2 separate regions of the Homo sapiens genome follow, and region 2 is linked to region 1. The links are chromatin contacts, found by Hi-C in ENCODE. All regions are on one chromosome and are shown on one strand. Each heading gives the region's core, a stretch centred on a gene start or an enhancer-like site at or near the end of the contact. The rest is flanking DNA. Distances are from core to core; before and after follow the strand shown. Region 1 holds the start of EHBP1-AS1 (EHBP1 antisense RNA 1). Region 2 holds the start of MEIS1 (Meis homeobox 1).

What was found. A loop is a pair of places that touch in the nucleus more often than their neighbours do. Pooled maps may share reads with other maps.
Region 2: a map of naive thymus-derived CD4-positive, alpha-beta T cell shows a loop between it and region 1 (19-fold over the local background). The contact joins the promoter of MEIS1 here to the promoter of EHBP1-AS1 in region 1. A Hi-C loop is called at or near these places in 1 of 168 maps with a recorded cell type or tissue (naive thymus-derived CD4-positive, alpha-beta T cell), 8 of 37 single-sample maps with no recorded cell type and 11 of 50 pooled maps.

Annotation. Positions count from the first base shown.
Region 1 is chr2:63,044,827-63,052,132 of GRCh38, reverse strand. It overlaps EHBP1-AS1 (EHBP1 antisense RNA 1), which reads left to right and starts at 3,612. Exons shown (of 4, transcript NR_033389.1): 1 at 3,612-3,744; 2 at 5,483-5,651; 3 at 5,992-6,096; 4 at 6,690-7,306. It overlaps EHBP1 (EH domain binding protein 1), which reads right to left. Exons shown (of 23, transcript NM_001142616.3): 22 at 6,953-7,067; 23 at 5,646-6,723. The coding sequence ends at 6,633. It overlaps OTX1 (orthodenticle homeobox 1), which reads right to left and starts at 1,303. Exons shown (of 5, transcript NM_014562.4): 1 at 1,236-1,303; 2 at 816-884. RefSeq lists a silencer at 1,278-1,937 and enhancers at 2,054-2,801, 2,802-3,551, 2,165-3,573, 3,552-4,300, 6,410-7,306.
Region 2 is chr2:66,432,489-66,439,794 of GRCh38, reverse strand. It overlaps MEIS1 (Meis homeobox 1), which reads right to left and starts at 4,670. Exons shown (of 13, transcript NM_002398.3): 1 at 3,927-4,670; 2 at 1,832-2,058. The coding sequence starts at 3,938. It overlaps MEIS1-AS3 (MEIS1 antisense RNA 3), which reads left to right and starts at 6,325. Exons shown (of 4, transcript NR_046438.2): 1 at 6,325-6,504. MEIS1-AS2 (MEIS1 antisense RNA 2) reads left to right here. Exons shown (of 2, transcript NR_046625.1): 2 at 106-708. RefSeq lists enhancers at 1-354, 4,711-4,810, 4,398-5,274, 6,144-6,496, a promoter at 4,372-4,912 and a silencer at 5,519-5,618.

The DNA of each region.
Region 1 (7,306 bases), core at 2,363-4,862:
CACCCGGCCTTCTCTCTGCCCAGTCTGGGCTGCGGACCGCAGGGTCCCAGCAGGGGGTGAAGGGTGACTGGCCTAGCACCTCAAAGGGTCTCGGGGATTTGTGAAGCCGGAGGGCAGCAAGTCGCGTGCTGCCATCCTTGTAGCTGAACCCGCGGCCCCAGGACACGGTCGAGAACAGAGAACTAGGCCTCAGCGGCGTAGCCCACGCAGACCCGAGCTGGGAGGTCGAAGCCTCGCCCCCGCCGCTGCCGGGAACCCGGGGTGCCACTCTCAGGGGTCAGGGAGGGGCGCTGGAAACTGGGCCTGGGGCCCTGGGGGGCCATCGCTACACCCCGCTTAGCGGGATCGCTGTGAAGCAAGCCAGGGACTCGGGCTAGGACGTTCAAGGAGAGAAGTTAGAGCTAAAGAAGCTCCCCCCAGCCCCGTTCCCGCCCCCGTCTTCTGGGACCCAAGACCTGGGCTGAGGGAGTCCAGCTTGTAGGAAGGGGACCGGAAGGGAAGCAGCCAGGGCTCTAGGGCCGAAGGAAAATGGGACTCAAAGCTGCGACGGCTTTGCGAAGCTGCAGCGTGAGTTTTCAAAGACTTTCTCCAAACTTAGCACTTCAGCTTGGTTACTTCGGAGGAGGCGGGGGAGGGGGCTGCGGGCCGCGACAGCGCCCCGGGGTCCTCGGCTCACCAAGAGGGGAGCCAGGCCGCTCCCACAGCCCCGACCACCTGCTGGGGACCGGGGAAGCCGGGATCCATTTGAGGAGGGGGAGATAAGGGTAACCAACGCGCTCCCGGAGTCCGGGGTGGCCCCGCGGCTTTCTCCTTACCTGCCCTCAGCTGCCGGGGCCGTTCACCATCTACCTGGATCTCTCACAGAGACCCGCCGGGCAGCCAACCTGCAAAACAGAGCAGCACTGGAATTACCCTGGCGGCTGGTCTAGGACCCCCAGGTTTCTTTCTTTTCCCAACTTCCTTCTTCCCACCTCTATCTTTTTTTTCAATGGCTTTGTGCGTGTCCTTCTGGGTTTCACTTTATTGCACAGACACTTTGTTTGCTAAGCCCCACACGTTCTCAGGACATTGCCTCGCCTGGGATCGCGCCGAGGGGCCGCAAGGGGGGGAATTCGAGGGGCAGAGTTGGGAGGTGGCTCGGCGTTGCCGCGGCACTCCCGGTGCAACGTGGAGGCAGTGGGGACTGGGAAGTCCTGCAGAGTCACTTTGCAAACTAAATAAATCAAGCGATTTACCTTGTCGGAGTGGCTTGTCTTGCTCGGTTGTTTAGGTGATTGGAAATGTAGCCTGATGAAGATTGATCACCTTTCTACTGCCCTCCCCGGGTATGTGAACGCGAGGCGAGTGCGTAACGGGGCTAGGCCGCCAATCGGGGGCCCCGCGCGGGCTGAGTGACAGGGAGCCGGGCAATGGCTGCGCGAGCCGGGGGTTACCTCCGCGCGCCCCCGCCCTCCCCCGCCCCCCACACCCCGCCCTCCCCGCCCTCCCGCCCCGCCCCGGTCGCGCGCTAACTCCGGGACTCGGCTGGCAAAAGCGGCGCAGAGCTAGGCGAGGAAGGCGAGCGGAGAGCCCGAGTCCTGGCCGCGGAGGGGGCCGTGGGTCTCCAGGCCTGCCCTGGGCGCCCCCGCCCTTCTCGCGCTCTCGGCGCTCCGGAGGGAGTGGCAGGGAGGAGGCGAGGTGCTGGAGAACCGGTTCCTTCGCTCTCCCGCGCGCTACAGGGCTCAGCCGCTCGGGTGTGGGCGCCAGGACCCGGGGGCGGCGGGCTGGAGGAGCCCGGGCCTCGGCCCCTCTCCCGGCGCCGCGGGCCCCAGCGTTTTCTTCCCCGGCGCCGCCACCTGAGACCGACGCCGCGGGCTGCTCGTGCCGGCGCAGGCTACTTTGCAGAGCGCGGGAGCAGCTCCGGGCGTGCAGATCTCTCCTCGGCCCCTCCGGACTCTCGCGCCTGGGAAGAGCACCCACTGGGAGGGCGCCGCCACTTACCTGCTTGCTCGTCGGCATCTCCCGGGGTTCCAGGTCCCCACCAAGGGTGTTTGCAAGTCTTAAGCGCTTCTACTGAAACGTTGGAGCCCAGCGTCCTCTTCCCCTCACACGTACACCCTACTTCTTAATTGAAACATTTTGATAGGAAAGTTTCTTTTTCGCTCTTTCTCTCTCTTTCTTAGACTGCCTCTAACAGGGACTTTTTGATGGAAAATGTGGCCACAGACCCCTGCCCTCAACTTTTTTCCACATGCTGCGTAAGGATCCTCCTTGAGGCGATTTCCCCGGATTGTTCGTACGGGCGAAGCCCATTTCCCACCCGAAAAAACTTCCCAAACACGTCTACCTGGGTGGACTTTTAAAAGTGCAAAAAAGAGTTTTCGTTCCAACTCTAAGCTAGGCGAATCTTTTAAATGGCACCTCCTCCTGAAAATTAGGCACTTTATTCCCTTTCGAGGAATTTCTACCCCTTGTTTCTAATCTCCCCCACTCCCCCACCCCGACAGGCGGGGTAAAAAGTTTGCACAGGATTAAGTGTGAGGGCAAGTCAAGGAGCCTCCAGGCGCATCGCAGTGGGGAGCACTCGCGCTGCCCGGGCTGCGGGGTCGGGCGCCGAGAGCGGACCGGGCGCTGGGTGAGGAGGAGGAGAACGAAGGGGGAGCCCGCTGAGTGAAAAGGGGCCGCGGCCGCCGCTCATCAAAGTGCTTCCCCCTCCCCCAAGCGACACTTTCCTTTGGAGTCCGAATAAAATACGGTAACAGAATATGATGGAGGGCACACTGTTTCCTTAACTGCTTCTCAAAGGACCCGGGAGATCTTCTTAGGACCTTTAATAAGGCTTTGGTCGGTTCTTTTGTTGATCTCTCAAAATCAACTCCTTCTAATTGAAGTTGGAGCTGAAAGCGAGCTAATGTTCAAAGAAAGTGGCCGCCAGACCAACGAAATTACATTTTTTTTTTGACGATGAGGGAACATCTAATCAAAGAGGCAGGGGAGGAGGGGTGGGAGTGGGGGCGTACGAAGGAGAAAAGGAGGTTTTACAAGATCCTTCTCTGGTTCACAAAAGTCAGCGACACGGGCGCTTCTCTACAGAACAAAGACACCGCGGCCCATTCACAAAAGGGAGAGAAAGAGAGAAAGCTGAATAAAAGAACGAGAGAAATGGGGAAAAAATGAGAGAGAGAAGGAGGGAGAGAGTGAGTGAGAAAGAAGCTTTAAGAGGAAAAGAAACAGTGCAGAGCGCAGCGCTAACCCAGGCGGGGACACACCTTAGGCTCGCGCAGGCCCCTACCAGGAGTAGCCCGCGAGGCCCGCGGTCAGCCGCCCGCGGCTCGGAGCCACTGTGATCGTGCTGAGGTTTAAAGAAAGCAACGAAATATACCCCTTCCTTAGGTTCCGAGGAAAGGCGCCGGCTGGAGCGCACTAGTTTTGGGGGAAAGAATATGCGGACGTCCCGGGGTGCGCTTCGCCGGCGTCCGCGTCCATAGCCCGGCGCTGCCCTAGTCCCGGCCAGTCCGCTGTGTGCCGGGGTTGGCCCTCCAGTGCCGGGGCGCGTGACCTTGCCCCATTCCTCCACCTTAACTCATTCCTCCCTCCACCAGGCCCTGTTTCGCCTGCAGCCTCAGCACCTGACCTGGGTCCGGCGCAGCGAGGTGGGACGGCAGTGCGCTCTGGAATGTGCCAGCGCGGTCCCCGGGGTACGCCTCGCGGGAGGCCGGCGCTCTCGGTTCCAGATGCTGCCACCATTCTCGGGGAAGTTGGGAGGTATCAAGTAGCACGGATTTTTTTTTTCCTAATTAGAGTATTTATCTAATCCCAAATTGCAGGCGAATTTTCTTAACGCTCAGCCCATAAAACCCCAGGATTAAGAAAAGAAAGAGGAGAGGGGGAGAGGGAGGAGAGTGGAGAGGGAGAGAGACTGGGATGAAAGTTTCTTGAAAGCAGCGCAGAGGATTGAGGCGGCCGTCGCTAGGCAAATGTCCAGGTGGGAGATGCTGGGCCAGAAGCCATGACCGTTCCAGCATCGGCCGCGGTGCGGGAAGGGGAAGTGGGGACACCACTGGAGGAGGTGAAGCCGTCCAGCTCAAGGCCCTCGAGCCGGGAAGGGGCGAGGGAGCTGGGTGTGGAGACAAGGATCCAGCATCCAGGTGACCTCCAGGCCCGGCCAGGCTCTGGAGGACACTTGGGACAAGGGGAGGGCTTTGGATCTGAGGCCGAGGGATCTGACCAGGGGCGGAAGTTCTGCTCCGGCCCGCAGACTGTGCCCAAGCAAGCCCGCTGCCAACGCCCCTGCTCCTCTGCGACCCTCGGACCGATAGTCTCTTTTCCCGCAGCGCGGGCTTTCGAGTTCCGGGTCCTCCGGCGTGCTGGGCTCGTGCCCGTTCTCGGGAGCCAGCGTCTGGGCACCACGCAGCGATGTCCGGATGCAGCGCCCTTGCCGCGGGCCTTACCCCGCCAGGCGCCGGAGTCCACGCTCCACCGCCGCTGAGGGGCGTTCGGGCGCCACCGAGCAGCCCAAATTGAAACCCCGAGAGGCTCGGGACTAAAGCTGAAGGGGCAGGTAGAGGGGCCGCCCGGCGGTCCCAGACCATCCTAGCAAATCTGGGGCGAGGGAAGGGTTGTCAGTTGGCCGATTGGGAGCGGCTTCGGGAGCGAAGGAGCTGCTTTTCGGCGAGGCCCCTCGGGAGTGAAGGTTCCTCGAATCAAGCGTAAACTGGGTGGGTGCTGTTGGCCGCCCAGGCCCCAGGCTGCTTGGGGCGGGCGATTTCTGTCTGCTGAGTTTTCCCGGGGTTAGAACGGGATTCTGAGAGCGTTCCCCAGAGAGCAGCAGCTCTCTCTCTGCTCTCGTGCTCGAATAAAGAGGGCAAATACCGACTTCATTTACTTAAAATAACTTTTCAATAACTTAAAAGAAATGCTCATCATGAAGGAATTCTACCGTAGCAAGTTTTTATCATTTTGAAAGACTGGCAACTGGAGGTGGCTGCATACTTGGAACGAAATTTGTTTGTGTGCACATACATACGATCTACGCTGAAGTATAAATGCTAGTGGACTTTTTTCTCTAAGTTTCTGGACTTGTTGAACAAGCTTTCTTTGTTTGGACACCCCTGTGGGGGAATGAAGGAAACTAGCATAGAATCGCTTTTTTTTTTTTTCTGTAGCCTAGAACTTCTTGTTAAAAGTTCTCTTTCCCTCATTTCATACACACATACCTGCATACATTCTCCCCGCCCCCCAACAATAACCCTCTTCCTTTCACTTCAGTACCTACAGACTTGCCGGTTATCAGAAGACACGACTCTCCCTAATACGACTTCAAAACTCTAACAATTCAAAGTAATGACGTGGAAAATTCAAGATATAAATATTGGTTTTTCATTGGTGTGGAATCACAAATTTCCTCAAATCTTTAGCAGAGATGACCCTTTACAAAAGACATGATAGTTTATACTGCTTAAGAATATGACTAATTACTTTTCAATTCGCATTCGTGTGTCAGTAGGGCCCCCTCTGGGATGGTGTAAACTTATTCAGCTTCAAATGCAGCCCAGTATCCTGCCCTAAGTTCCAGAGGACCATTTTCCACATGAAAAGTCTTACGGATAGACAAACTTCCATTCAAGCCAATGTCAAGTTTTCATTGCAAGAAAGTAGCAGCCGTGTTTAAGGTAAGAAAGTTTCTGCTTTTATTGAAAATTTATATATGACTCAGTATTGTAATAAATAAACATAACCATTTTCACAAAAAATGACAGTGCTATGCTAAAGAAGAAAATATTAAATGGGGGATTTACTTGTAGTGGCAAGACAGACTTTTTATCAATACAGAATAAATATTAACAGCATTCGTGAGCCAATGTTGAGACCCAACAAAATGTAGGAATCAAGCATGATGTAAGAAATAATTATCCAGAGAAAAAGATGGTGTATTCTCGGATGATAAGACTGTCTTTGTAAACTGGTGCATATCAATTAGTCCCATCCTCACAGCTCACCTTCAAACCACAGGGCTTGTTTCTGGCTATGTTAAAGGACCATCCTCTGAGGAAAGCAGAGGAGAGGAACTCCATTATCCTTACAGTGAAACGCAACCACTGCAGAAAAACTCCACTGGTAAATAGAACACAGTTTAATAAGTAGATTGGATATGATCTAACTATAAAATTTAGGTAACAGAGTAAGTGTTACATGTGGCAGGACCGGAAAAAAATCATGACATTTTTCTTATCCCCTTGTACCCCTCCCACTGTCATTATGCTATTACCAACAACAACAAGAATAATGTTTCAAATTTTCCTCTCATCAAAAAATGAGAGAAAATAACGAGGGAAGTGTTTTTGTTCTTTTTCGAACAGTTTCTTGAACACCTCCAATACCAATCACTCACAAGGTGTCTGTGCAAATCTATTTCACAGGATTTCAAGGAAATTGTTAACTCACAAAAAAATCCTTAAATGAAGCTATTTTGGAGTTCTGTATATTATTTGGAAAGGAGGGAGGAAAAGGGTGGTGGTGGTAAAGTAGAGGTAAAGTAGTACAATCCAGCCAAACAAAATGTTAAAAGTTTTAAATCAACAATGAGTCTGACTTTTTCTGGTTTGGGAAGCAAGACTCTAAAATGTTGGGAGAGATTCTTTCTGATCTGATGGCTACTGAAGAACACATTTCTCCTCTTTCTTGGCCATCTTGCCTTTGTTTTGCTCCAGAGTTCGCTCCAAATGCTCATCTTCTTCTTCGGCCCTGGATGTCAGACAAACAGGACAAACAGGAAACAAAATTATTTTTCTTCGTGGAGGGCAGAGCAGCACTCCCCCGTCGCCCAGTATTTGGATCCCCAGCGGGAATGGGGAGCACCAGGCCAGTGGGAGGCTGCCCCGGCCCTCCCGCGACCTCTGGATTGAACTTTCCGCACACTTCTCGGCCCCTCGGCAGGTGGCCCAGCCTCGACCCGACCCCACTGCCCACTCACTGCTTCTCCTGCGCGTCCAGGTCCCTGACGAGCGCATCGCGCTTGTTCACCAGGGCCACCAGCTCATCTAGCAGAAGCTGTTCGCGTCGCTTCTGGGCCTCGGTCTTCTGCCAGTCTGCAGAAGACGGGAGGCTAGTTACCCACCGGCAGGGCCTCCGAACACCCGGCCCCCCGCCCTCCCCTTCCCGCCTTTTCCAGTTTCCTTATATTTCTCAGCAAACCACATTATAGAGCCACTAGCTAGTGTTTTCTGGGGAGTTTGGCTGTTGTGGTGAAGGCTTCCTCGCTAAAAGTCTACTTCCTAAACAGGTCCTGTGAATGGAGATGGCTGCAGCAGTGTTGGAACCTGCTTAG
Region 2 (7,306 bases), core at 3,421-5,920, 3.4 Mb before region 1:
TCAATGGAAAAAGGTGCCCAAGAAAAACAGCTGGAGGAGCAAGAGGAACAGACCCCCTCTCCGATTGTGTCATCTACTTTTTTCCTTTTCCTCCCCCTCCCCCAGACCCAGGTGACCGCTCACCTCCCCTTCCTCCTGGAGCCCTGAAGTCGGAGGCCCTGAGCCATGGACGGTATCTGAGGATCGGTTTAGCGTATCTGGCCGGAGAAATTGGCAACATTTGCTACGAATAAAACCCAAGCGTTTCCAGCAGCCATTTTGAATTAAGTTTCCCACCCGACAAGCCCTCGTCCCCTCCACTGCACATCCAGGATCCGGTGGAGGAGAAAGGCGCCGGGCGGAGAGTTGGGGAGGGCTGGTTCCTGCGGGTTCCTCCTAGGCGGCCGCGCGAAGCCCAGGCTCGGGGGATCTCGGTGGCAGGCGCTCAGCTAACTTGGGGAAAGGACGTCCATGGCCGTGGGGCCGACTGTCAACGGGCTGCACCTAGGGATCCCAACCCCAAGGCCCTCGGAGAGCCGGGAGGCTCCTCCTCAGCTCCACGCACATTCCCCTCCCTTCGCTGATAGCCCCCACCGCCCCCCAAAGAAAGTTCCTTCAAATGTTCCTGCAGTAGAGCCTTTCATTTTGTCTCTGCGAAGTGGCAAAGCAGCTAGTATTGCGAGGGGCCTAGATGTCGCTTGTCTCAGCCCATAAAAAAGAAAAAAAAAAAAAAAAGAAGAAGAAGAAGAAAGAAAGAAAAGCTTCTTCTAATGCCCAAGGAGGTATCTCAAGTCTTTTATTAGCTCTCACAGCTCAGCTGGGAATTTAACAGTTTGGGGTCCTTTACAAAGCTTCCCCAAATGTTCTGTCCCAGAGCCTAAACCACTTGTAGTTAACTCTGCGGACAGAACGGTGGGAATTAAACAAGCCCATCGCACAAGGGATCAGAAAATAAAATAAAAAGATTATATATATTTTTTTTTCCAGCGAGGGAGGGTCAGTGTGTCCTGATTTTTTAAAAATAAATAAATAGAAATAAAAGTTTCTGCAAAGTAAAAAGAGGTTCCCAAATTCATCGGCACACAGTAGGCACAAGTGAGTTTCAAAGGATTCTACTAGCCCAGGGTCTAATCGAATGGCGGAGGAGAAAGCAGTATAAACCGCAGCCAGAAAACAACCTCCGAGGAAGAGCACCCCGAATTTACTTATTTCTAAATCCTGCAGGTTTCGCCTTTGAGCACAAAGTGCTAAAACATCTAGAAGTTTCTTAATGTGTGTAACAATTCAGAGCAAGCTCCTCTCCTTGACTTCAGTGGTCAAACTCCCTAAATGCAAAACATGTTCCCCCTTGCTTGACCTGCAACTGTCCTGCTTTGGTTTTATTGTGCAGTGGCAGAGCCAGCATAAGGCTGCTGAGTAAACTCAGCAAGTCAGAACAATCAGTGGCTTAAAAGAGATTTTCCCTTAAACTAAAAGTTTCGTTACAACACAAAGGCGCCTGCATTTAGAAACCCCTAACGCTCTCGGGCGAAATCGAGCGAGGGAGGACTCCAGCCCGCTGAAGGAGTCTGAGAGGGGACAAGGGCCCTTTAGCCAGCTTCTTCTCATCTGGGACCCCCTTGCGGGCACTGCCATGGTGGAGCAGGGCACTGGATGTGCACAGAGTGTGTATGGGGATGTAGGGCTTCAGGGATGGCAGGCCACCTCCCCAAATTATCCATGAAATGTGAATGAAAAGTCACCAAAGATGTACCTCCAATCCAGAGAACTCTGACTTTCCTCTTACCAAGGGCACAGAGAAAGAGGGAAGCGTTGAGTCTCAACTACTTAACCTGCTGCCCATTGTACCTACCCATAAATGGCATCTTTATCTCTCTTTAAAGCGTCATTGACAGAGGAGCCCATGCTGGGGGCCATGGCGTTGGTATGAGCTGTGTGCGGGTACTGATGCGAGTGCAGAGGAGGCCCGTGGTTCAGGTGGTGGACCGGCTGCATGGACCTGGCTGCATGCGGGTCCCCATACATCGTGGAGGGGATGCCTACTCCATCCATGCCCCCGTAATGGGGTAGATCGTCGTACTGCATGACAAACAGGAGAGAAAGAAGGTTCAGGAGGCCAGGCGGGCAAATGGGAGAACGGCAAGGCACCGAGCTTATATAAGGTCAATACAGCTGGGTCCTTCCACCCGGAATTCGGTGGCCTTGCATCTATAAAGCTGAGTTTTTCTTATTTTAAAATTAAAGCTTTAAGTAAAAAATACAGAATTCTCAGCGAGACTCGTCTGGGATGAATGATCTTGCCCTAACTTGTGTCCCTATCAACTAGTTTAGAAATTCAGGCTCCTTTGGCAAGAAGGAAAGAAGAAAGAAAGAGAGAAAGAGAAGCATTCTCCCGAGGGTAGAAGGTGAAACGGGCATGTCTCTGGAGGAAGAAATTCAAAATCACAATAATAAAACGTGCCAGGACACTGCAGCAAACCCGCCTAGTTTCACAGCCCCTTCACATCAGGGGGAATTAAAAAAAAAAAAAAAAGTTACGATGGGAACAGCTACGCAAAGCACGTGAATTTAGACAGGCTTCTCATTTTATTTCCCTGCCAGCGTGAGGTTAGGCAGTCCTACAAGACACTGCATTTCTTTTGCTTTCCAAGACAAACTCTGCTAAATTATACAAAACTAACTGACCCCTTATAAGTGAAACTCAAAGGAGGGTAGCTTTTCCTGAACATCAGAGCTGAATTTAGAATTGGGCAATTCCCCACCCCCAAAGTTAAAGAAAATCTATAGTTGAAGCAGCTAATATTCTATTTTCTTATTTACTCTTATGAACTTTGTTTCCAGACTAGAAGTCAAGGAGGCAAATGTTACTCACCAGGTTTAAAGCAAATTCAAAAGCAAATGCACAACTTTCCATCTTCCTCTTCCAGAAAAAAAAAAAAAAAACTACTTTCATATTGATTGTCATTATTTTGTGTGTGTGAAATTTAGCTATTTAGGTTTTTCTAATTGGTTCATTCCAGGCAGTTATTTTCCCAAGATTTGGAGGCGCTGAGAGTGAAATGATTTTCAAAGAAAGGAGGAATTGCCACTTTCATCTCCTTAAAGCCAGAGGTGTGAAAAGAGTTTGGAAGAACGCTGACATTTGCCTGAACCAAAGGAGTAAAGAAAACTGTGTCAGCCTAGTAACTTTCTTTTGCAAACAGGGCTTTGAGGGCCAGGACACAAATTATGCAAGGAAGGCTTTTTGTAGACCCCCTTTCTTTTAAGAAACTACCTCAGTTGGGTTGTCATTGTCTCACTTTACTCTCACTGCATTTCCATTGAAAAAGGAATATGGGGAAATTAGTATTGCATTTTTAAAGTGAGTAACTGTGTGCTTAGTATTCAATTAGTAGAGGGCTTATCTAAGAGAAACTTGCAAAATATTGCCTTGTATACAAGTCTATACAAATTGAAATTACTATAAAAAGATGAATGTTTTCTGACCAAAAAATTGGCTATACTATGACAAAGTTATTTCCTTTAAAAAGCTGAATACTTCTAGTGATATTAAAGATGAGCATAATCAATAACATATCAGAAGTTTCCAGCTGCATATTTTAGTTTAAACATAACTTTAAACTTCTGATCTCTGAATGTTCAAATTACAGCTTTAGGTATCTAGCTTTTTTAAAAAAAAACCCAGATGATTGTTTGAGCTTGCATTTTTATTTATATAGCTGCTGGTTAGGAATCTATAGATAAATAGATTCCTTTAATTAACAACTCCAAGTAACATACATAAGTCTACAAATGCATTGAATAAATCCTCTCGCTTAGGCCACGGCTTTAGGAGCCTCATTTTTTAAAAGAGAGAGAGAAAAAAAGGAAACTTTTTAGCAGTGTCTTTCGGCCACGTTTCAATTTAATCTCACATTTGAGTTCCACAATTGTTTTTTAATACGTACCCTTTGCGCCATCGGCCTCTCTGGCTCCCTTCCTACTTCAACTTCTAATATATCCTCTTTAAGGCCAGTGTGAAAAGAAACAAATATTCAAACTCCCCCGGAAAAAAAAAAAAAAAAAAAAAAAAGCACGACGAAAAATCCCTTAACGTCTCCAGCAACGTGAGCTACTGGTCCCAGATCTTCGGTCTACGGGACCTGAAGCAAAGCGCCCGAGTCACTGAGCATAAAAGCGCTCCGTTTCCAAGACAGCAGCGGGGGCAAAAAAAAGCAGATCTTCTCTCCCCCAAAAATCAGTTTAAAAAAAAAAAAAGAAAGAAAGAAAGAAAAGGAAAAAAAAGAGCGCCCCTCAGACCCAACTACCAAATCTCATGGCTTTCTGCCACTCCAGCTGTCAATCACAGGCGAGGTTGTCAACGTGGTGAATGAATGATCATCCGCTCTGTCTTCTTCTGGTCAGAACACCTCAAATGTTAATATTCAAATGCACAAAGCCCTAGCGCTCGCTTCCCTTGAATCAGTCCTAATTCCTAATCAGTTTCTCTCTTCTCTCTCTCTCTTTCTTTCTCTCCCTCTCTCTCCCTCTTTGCAAGTGCTGCACTGGAAGGAGATTAGAGAAGGAGGGTTAAAAAAAATGTCTGTCTGAGTTTGTCTTAAAGGAGCCACGATCGATGCTGCCCGCTTGCAGTCCCCGTGCGTGTGTAAAGTGTGTGTTGCACAGGCGGAGAGGTGGATTCCGACCAGAATGCTAGAACCCGGAAGTAGTGGTGGCCATAACAGGTCGCGTCTTACACAATGCATTGGGCTGCAGCAAGTAGGCTCCTCGGCAGGGGTGGGTGCGCGAAGCGAGCTCTGGCCGCACTGGAGAGGCAGAGAGGCGCTCCATTAAATCGCACGCCCAGGCACAAACACCACACACCCAGGGCACACGCACACAAACGCAGGCAGTAGCCCGCGGCCGCCAGCTTTATTTTCAGTATTCTTTTCTCTCCCTCCCCCTGCAGACTCTCTCCCCAAAGCCGACTCTCTTGAAATAAATTGGGAATCAACGCCGGGCAGGCAGCAGCGGGAGTTATTTTGCACAGGGCTCCGCGCATAGACTTCATGACTTTCCTCGAAATTATTGGGGTCTGCCAGTGTTTTTCGGGGCAGGGGGTGATGCGCAAAGTACTGAATTCTCAGAACTAAACACTGCAAGGAGAAAAGTCAAAGCGGGATCGTGGAGGAAAAGGAGGGAGAAGCCAGGTTGGGAAAGCCTCTGCTAAGGAGTCCTGAGAACATGGGGTTGAGGTGGCTCGGGCTTTCTGCAGACCCAGCTTAGAGGTTTCTTTGCTGTTAGAGGTGGACGCCCGGCCGGGGGAAAGAAAATGCTAGCATTTTGTCACTTCGGGTCTGGACTCCCCCACCTCCTAGCCCCGGCGGCTCCCAGCCCCAGCCCAGGCGTCCTGCGCGAAGTAGAGAGGAAGGGAGGGAACAATGAGCTGAGCGCGGGGAATGTGCCCCCAGCGCCTGTTTACAAACACCAAGCTATTTATGATCGTCGGAAAGCGAAACCCGGCGCGGGCTCGCAGCAGCCCAGACCTCGCGGGCGGAGCCGGGGCCGGGGAGCCGCTGGGAGGGAGGCTCTTTCTCCGACCCGCTCGGGGTGAGGCGGCCGTGCGCCCAGGGCGCGGCGCGGCGCGGCGCGACGCTGCCGGAGTGCTAGGCTCCGGCTGCAGCCACCGCTGCCTTTGTCTTAGAGGCGCCGAGGGGCTCCAGCCTCGACCTCTCCCGGGCCTGTAAGAACCTCGCGCCCCACTAGCTCTTTCTCCAGCGAAGCCCTGCCCTCACCACCCCAGACATCCTTCCCCGCGCTCCTCTTTCCCGTCCCCAACCCGGCTCGGCGAAACCTCCCAGTGCCAGAGAAAAAGAAATCCGCTTCGGAAGCTGAGATTTCAGACAAAAGCTGCCTGTACCTACAACTCGGAGGCTCCAACCAACCACTGTTTTTTGTTTTGTTTTGTTTTTAACTTTAACACCTATTGCCTGGGCTTTAATTCCCCCTCACCCCTTCTCTTTATTCTCCCGCTCTAAGCTTCTCCCTTGTGATTATATTTAGTGGCGTTATTTTCGTATTTATATTTCTGTCCGCTGGGCTCTGATCTGCCGAGATGGCTCAGCCGCAGCAGCTCTACCAGTGGCTGGAAACCTCACATCCACAAGCAGGGCTCGCAGCTCGCTCGGCTCCGAGAGGATTTTTCCCCCTCCCTCCAGCTGAAACCTCGCAGAAAACTCCCCCTGCGGTCGACTGGAAAATGAGCTCACCCAAATCTCGGTAGGCAGCCGTGGAGGAGTGCTCGGCCAATCAGGAGGCGCCCCCGCCCAGGCCGCCGCGCATTGGCTGCGGGGAAAATCAATTATCAAATAATCGATCAGCAGGGAGCTTCGATCTGCGGGGAATGCGAACTGCCAGTCCCTATTCCCGCCCTGAAGGTGGCCAAAAGGCTGACTCCCTCCAAGCAGCCCGCCCGCGCCTCCATCGCCCCCACCCACGTCCCACTCGCCAGCTGCGGACTGAACCCTCACCCTCAAGGGGGTGTAGGTAGGGAAAGAGTTTTGAGCAAGATTGGGGGTATCCCTTCATCCGAAGATTGTTTGGGAAAGGTTAGGAGCTCTAAAATGTATTGAAGCCAACTCTTAAGCGCAAAGTAAAAGATAATTTGCGTCCGTCTGCGAGGTAGGACTGAAGATTCTATAGAGTGGGCTTCCGAGGAGCAGGAGACACAGGGCGAGCATGAGAACATAGGTCTGGAATGAGGTTCCACCGAGCGTCCGTAGTCTCCTTAGGCGACATCTATCGCTTCCTTTAGCACTTCGCAGGAGTCAACGCGGGGTTGGTTGCCCCCAACAGTGGAGCGTTTCCATAAAGCCGAGCAGATGAGCCTTCCCAGCCGCCTGCACTGCACCCTTCCCCGCCCCCAACTCCGTACTGGCACCCTGTGTGCCTGAAGGGCTGACACACGTTCTCCCAAAACCTTCAGAAGCGCTTTGCCTTGAAAGAGCTCTCCCTCGTGTGTGTGTGTGTGTGTGTGTGTGTGTGTGTGTGTGTGTGTGTGTGTGTGTGTTTAAACCATCTCCAGGATCCCTTATCATTTGCTTCCTCTCTCCTTTTTCTCTCTGTTTCTCCCTGTCTTTTTTCTGACGCTTAAGTTTCAGGATCTTTTAGTTTTTTTCCATCACATACATGTGTAGGTTTTCTGGTACAAACGCCCTGAAACATCACTTGGGAGGTTAAGACAGGCCCGCGAGTAAAAGCTGGGGACGGAGTGGGTGGGCAGCCAGGTGCATTACCAGCGCCTTTATGCCTCTGCCTACACTTCCCGGCCTCCCCCCATCCCCCCACC